Regions from separate parts of the Mus musculus genome. Here region 2 is linked to region 1. The links are chromatin loops, found by intact Hi-C in ENCODE. Cell type or tissue: left cerebral cortex. All regions are shown on one strand. Links, peaks and the distances in the headings refer to the core of each region. The heading gives the core; the rest is flanking DNA. Region 1 overlaps Slc24a3 (solute carrier family 24 (sodium/potassium/calcium exchanger), member 3). Region 2 holds the start of Slc24a3 (solute carrier family 24 (sodium/potassium/calcium exchanger), member 3).

What was found. Peaks named below come from ENCODE experiments on the same cell type or tissue, not always from the same donor. Only the 100,000 strongest peaks of a DNase experiment are listed, where the experiment ranks them.
Region 2: a loop joins it to region 1, with 8 times the contacts of the local background. A loop is called at or near these places in 33 of 42 quality-filtered maps.

What each region holds. Positions count from the first base shown.
Region 1 is chr2:145,515,895-145,518,795 of GRCm38, reverse strand. It overlaps Slc24a3 (solute carrier family 24 (sodium/potassium/calcium exchanger), member 3), which reads right to left. Exons shown (of 17, transcript NM_001356497.1): 5 at 310-394. Among named protein-coding and RNA genes, the nearest start is that of Gm14092, 38 kb to the left of the region's middle. In left cerebral cortex, for the core only: a CTCF peak has its summit at 1,253; a DNase peak (open chromatin) is centred at 1,237.
Region 2 is chr2:145,165,928-145,168,828 of GRCm38, reverse strand. Slc24a3 (solute carrier family 24 (sodium/potassium/calcium exchanger), member 3) reads right to left here and starts at 1,054. Exons shown (of 17, transcript NM_001356497.1): 1 at 632-1,054. The coding sequence starts at 770. In left cerebral cortex, for the core only: CTCF peaks have their summits at 621 and 1,703 (motif pointing left); DNase peaks (open chromatin) are centred at 633, 921 and 1,600; H3K4me3 peaks cover 1,576 bases; H3K27ac peaks cover 1,295 bases.

The DNA of each region.
Region 1 (2,901 bases), core at 243-2,742:
CCAAGGACATTCGAAGGACATCTCCTAGTTCTAGACTATACTGAGGATCCAGAGGAAATAGGCAAGTTTTGGAGGGAGTTTTTGAACCCAGAGGTTAGACTTTTCCTTAGTAGCAACGTCCCTGGGTCTAGGAAAAGTTCGCACACAGTTAAACCAGTGAATGGCCACAGCAGAGTGGAAGGTTCTGCTTGGGATCTATGAAGTTAATTTTTTATAAGTGGGAGACAACTCAAATTTGAGGACCTTCTTCCCTAGAACCCCTTTTTCTTATATAGGTAAGGGCTGAGACATTCTCTTAGCATCACCTACCTATGACCGACGTGAACAGCTCTGGGGCCGAGCTGCCTGCTGCCATGAATGTGGCTCCTGCCACATCTTCACTGAGGTGGAGGCGCTGCATGGGAGCAAAGACAAGACAGGTGAGATGGGATCTTTCCTTGGGAAACACATGCCTGTGGCTCCTGAGGTCCTAAGCACGGGGACTTCAGAAGGACCCAGGGGCTGGGTTCAGTCCCTCTCACTATCCCTCCACTCAGAGCCTGGCTGCTCCTGCTCTCTGCTCAGCATCCTCACTTGCAAGATCAGCAGGGACTACATGACTCTCATTAGCCAATGTCCTTACAGAAGATTTAGGAGTCTGTAACCCAAATCTATCAAGAGGATGTCTAGTTGATAACCAGGAGGGTGGAGTAGCGAGTCAAAAACATCCTGGACAGCGGCGGACAGCCATTTTCTTTCTAATGGCAGCTGTGGTCAGCTCCCTTGGTGTCTGCAGACACTGATTTTAGAAGAGATGTGTGTGATCTAGAGTTGTGTGCAAACACCATGGCTGTTATAGTGCTTTTGAATAACTTCAATCTCATAGCCGCCAATTTGCGAGAGGTTAGTAGATCCAGGGAGTAGTCACTGTCCTGAAGCACACTCCAAACCCTCGACCTTCAAACTCTGGGTAGCACGTCATGAGAGAAGACTTGAGACAGACTAGAAAATAATGCAGCCCATTTCCCCCAAATCTCAAGTCACCCTGTTGGTTAAACGGGAAGGTGGTTTTCAAGAACACAAGATGAATGTACACGAGAGGCTGGTTGGTGTGTTTAGCTTTCCGGAATTCCACCGTGGCCCAGAAAGTAAGCTGCCAGCGGTTGGGAAGCAGCCAGTTCCCTTCGGGCATCAGGGCAGAGACTTCCAGTTTCCACTGCCAGCCTTCTTTCTTTCTTTCTCAGCAGCACCAGTGGCTGCACTTCCATGCTTGGCCACACAGAGGCAGTGTGGCCTTGGAGGTGCTACAGATAGAGGCATGCTCACCGTTGAGGTTCTCATGGGGTACTGAGGAGACCCTGAGATGGTACCTCAGCACTAAAAACCTTGGCTGGTGCGGAAGCCCCAGCACTGGAATCTCAATAGATGGGGATGGCGGGAAGACAGCAAGCCAAAAATGAGCTCCCGGAATCGCCTTGAGTTGCTGTGCTTCCCTTCCAAGATCTATGGACTGGTAGTAATGGTTGCTTATGAGGCTTGGCCATATGTCCAGTTTCACTCTTGCTTCCACATCTCCTTCCTTTCCACCCTCCTTTATGCCTAATACACTCCAGCCTGGCAATACTGCACTGGCCTCTTAGAATCACTAGTCACGAGGTCCTCTTGCTTCTGCACTGCTAGCGGCTATGATGAGGGCCAGGGAGAATTTTCCTAAGCTTCATCCAGAGCGGAGAATAATTCACCACAGCTGGACACCCTGGGCTCCCCAGGAACAACAGGTCCTGTCATTCTCATTTAGATCCAGTGGCTCAGGTATTCTCTGCTTGTTCCTAAATGAGCCCTTTCCTTCAGGCCCCTTTGGTCCATCCCTCCACACAGCCCTGCATGGGTACCAGGGCGGAATCTATCACTTGATTCCTTTTCTCTGCACCAAGTCCCCACTGGCTTCATCCAACTGTCTATGAATGCAGTCAGCCTTTGAGATCAGTGGGGTTAGTCATACTCAAACCCAAGCAGTGTTCAAATTTCATATAAAATACTGCAGTGTTTGCATATAACAGATACATTTTCCCATGTTCTGTCAATCATCTCTAGATTGCTAACAATCCCTAACACAATGTAAATGCCATGTAAAAACCTGTATTGTCCAGGGCATACCAATAAGGAAGACTCTCTGTATCTGCTCCATACTGATCCAAATTAAAAAAAAAAAAAGTTGGATCTCCTAAGCATAGTGGTGCATGCTTTTAATCCCAGCACTCATTCAGAGACAGGCAGATCTGTGAATTCAAGGCCAGCTTGATCTATACAGTGAATTCCAGGACAGCCAGGGCTGCACACAGAGACCCTGTTTTGAAAAACCAAACCAAACCAACCAACCAACCAACTAAACAAACAACCCTCCACCCCCAAACCCAAAACAACCACAATAGAAAGAGTTGGATCGGTTTGATCCAAGGTTGAATGCCTGGCTGTGGAACCTATATGGAGAAGGTGGAATGTTGTGGGTTACTCAGTGGTTTCTAAGCCCACAAATGGCCAGAGCCGGGCTGTGCACTCCCTAGTTTCCTTCCCAGCCTTTGGCAAGCAGCTTAGCTGAGGAAGAGCCTAGCTCAGTGTTTACAGTACTTAGAGTGGGCAGTCTCTCTCCCCCACAGCCCAGGAGGCCCCATTACTGCTTTCATGGCTTCCTGGGTGTCCTACTCTTGACATCTGATATCCTTGTGCAAGCAAAACCTTCTGACCAACCTCAGGCTGCTATCTCATGACCAAGAACGCCGCCACGGTCCTCCCCTTGCTGAGTCTTCACTTGTTGGCTCTTTCTGAAACATCTTTCTGTCTTTGCTTTAGTGTAGCAGAGTCTGAGTCTGTCTATTTACTGTTGACAAAGGACTCTAACACCTTTGTGGGTTCCCTCATGCA
Region 2 (2,901 bases), core at 183-2,682, 350 kb after region 1:
CCGCCCCCAGCATCAAGTCGGTGAAAGGAAGCAAGCCAGCCTTGAGAAATGAATCCATGTGTTCCTGCTGAGCAACCCTTTAAGGGAGCATGCCCATTCCTAAACCCTGACTGGTAGCTATCACTTTCTCCTAACGGAAGTAAGTTCCCAGCACCTGTTCTTGGATCGCAAAGATGGCAAGGAGCATTCTCCACTGCCCACCCCACCTGTTCTGTGTGGAGAACACGTGGAGAACCGGCTGTGAGCTGGTCAGCCTACCCTGCATTCCCTCAGTAAGCCAGGAGTACAGGTGGTTGGTTACCTGCACAGGTACTGATTGCTGTCAGAACAACTTTATTACTAGCCTTGGTAGTGAAAGGGTCCCTCCCTGTCACCGCCGCCACTACCAGCCAGGCTGTGGGAAAGGGGCAGAAGGCAAGAGGAAAAGGTCTTCTTGGTGCCCAAGGGGTCACTCCTCCACCGCTGCAGTCCTAGAGCCCAGACCCCTTCCTCCCTAGCCCCGCAAGAGACCGGAGTGTCCCCGTGCCTGTTCGGTGTGGCTGGACCCAGCGCAGCTCGCCGGGCACCGAGCCCCGAGAGCCCGAACTGCTGGAGCCGCAGCGCCCACTCGGGGCAGGCGGCGAGCACTCACCCTTCTGCTCTCGCAGGCTCGACAGCGACCAGAGCAGCAGCGCCACCGAGGCCAGGAAGCAAAGCTGGCTCAGCAGAAGGTCCCTCCGCCGGCGGCGGCTGCGGCGGCGCGCGCAGTCCTGGTCGCCCGGCGGCGGCATCCTCGGACAGCCGGGCGGCGTCCCTGGCGGGCGGCGTCCGCTCGGGTCGCGGGCGGCCGCGGCGGGGACGGCGGCAGGAGGCAGCCCTGCGCGCAGCAGCCGCGCGTCCTCGCTGCGTTCCCACCCGGCCGCCGCCTCCTGCTTTCCCTCCTCCCGGCCGCTGCCGGTCTCCACGCCGTCGCCCTCGTCGCTATCGCTCAGTCCCTCCTCCCCCGCCGCCTCCTCCTCCTCGCCGCTCGCCCGCACCGCCGCCTCCCTGCGCTCGGGGTCCCTCTCCTGCTCGCGCGCCATGGCTCCCACGCTCCGCGCCCGCGTTCGGCCTGGGGCGGCGGCGGCGGGGGCGGCCGGGAGGCGGGGGCGGCGGGGGCGGTGGAGGAGGAGCGGGGAAGGACCGGCGAGAGGAGGGCCGGCCGCTGGCCACCCGAAGCAGGCCCTGACCTCAGGCTGCGGGAGTGCAGCTCGGGGTCGCACTCCAGTGTCCACGCGGGGGTGGGTGGGTGGGGGACTCGGAGCCGAGCGGCGGCCGGAGCGCGCCAACAGCTAGAGTGAGCGCAGCTTCCCGTACCCCACGGTGGGTCGGCGGCAGGGGGGCTGCGCACGGGAGGGGGACAGCGCCCGGGATGCTATGAGTCGCTGGCCAGCACCGCGGGGAGGGGGCGCAGGGAGGAGACTGGGCTGTGGAGGGAGCCCGGTGCACAGCCCTTCAACCCTTTGGTGCCCAGAGAAAGAGGCGGTGCGGTGGGGGAGGCCCGCTAGGCGGGATGTGGATAGACAGATCTCCACCAAGGAGGACTGGCCTGAAACTTTCAGAGAAAAGAAGGATTTCCTTGGCCCTCTTCCATCCGTTGCCTTAAGCTAGAGCGTCTAGAGTGTGCTAGGTGGCCAATTCCTAGCCACTGGTCCTGCCTCCTGCCGCTGGCCTCAGGGGTTCCCCTCTGCCCCCTGGTGGGGATCCCGGTGAGCCAGGCTCAAGTCCTGAAACTGGCCTCCTGGGGGGGTTTGGCTTATTAGGGTTGTCCTGGCTTCCCCCTCTGGCTAGGGTTCACATTTCGCTCTCTGAGGAGCTGAAGCAAGTCCAGTGTGTGGCTGAACCTGAGGGGGCCCTAGTAAGTTCCCTAGGAGGGAGACTCTTGGCCTTCTACAAGGACAATCAGTCCACCCCTCCCCCAAGATTAGAGCCCTAGGCCCCAACTCCCTAATTCGAGTTCTTCTGCCCCTGCCTATTAAAGATGTAGAGGCTGACATCCCCACCCCTATCTGCAGTACCATTGAAAAGGGCACCTAGTGATCCCAGGGGTTCACTCCCAGGGGCTTGGACTTCCCTAGCCTCATCCCAGGTACCTGCCTGCAGGATGGAAGACACACGACCCCAGAGGAAGGGAAGAAGAGATGTGTTTCCAAGTGGTGGTTAAACTTAAGTCTTATTCCAAAAGGATGGTCCTAGAAATCAGATATATGTTTGGATGGCTCTTGGGCCTGAGCAATCTAGCCCTCGGGAGTTGGGAGGAAGTGGGGAAACTCCATAGAGACTTCTCCCTGCCCAGGTCACAAGGGACCCACAGGATCAACTGTGAGTGACCTTCCATCCCATATAGTGTCAGATGTCCCCTGACAACATCTGGAGACATGGAAAGTGATCACAGGTGGTTTGTTTTCTGCTGAAGAGCAGAATTTGCTTTCCATGTGTTTATTCCCTCCCACTCCTATGTTGGCTGCCCCATATCCAGAGCACCTTCCCTGCAATGGCTAGGTGAGTCTTTGCTTAGGTCACCAGGTAACAAAGGAGGAACGCAAACTCTTCAAGTTCATCCAGATTGGAGCATCATGGAGAATTCTCCAATTCTGTCACCACTATCAAGCCTTCTTGATAGTGGTGACCCTTGAGGAATTCAGAGTAATCTCGACTTGTTAGGAAAGACACTCATATAGTGTCTCTAGTGGAAGGCAGGGAGGTGGGTGGGAGATGGGGATCTGGAAAATGCTGAGTCGGGGAATGAACACTAACTCATCGTGGGGTAGAAACTATCATAGACAGAAGGAAATGTGTGATCTGGGGGTTGGTGAGCATGTGTGTAAGGAAACGGGAGGACAATAGGGAAGACTAGAAACTGATGATTCTCGGGAAGACAGG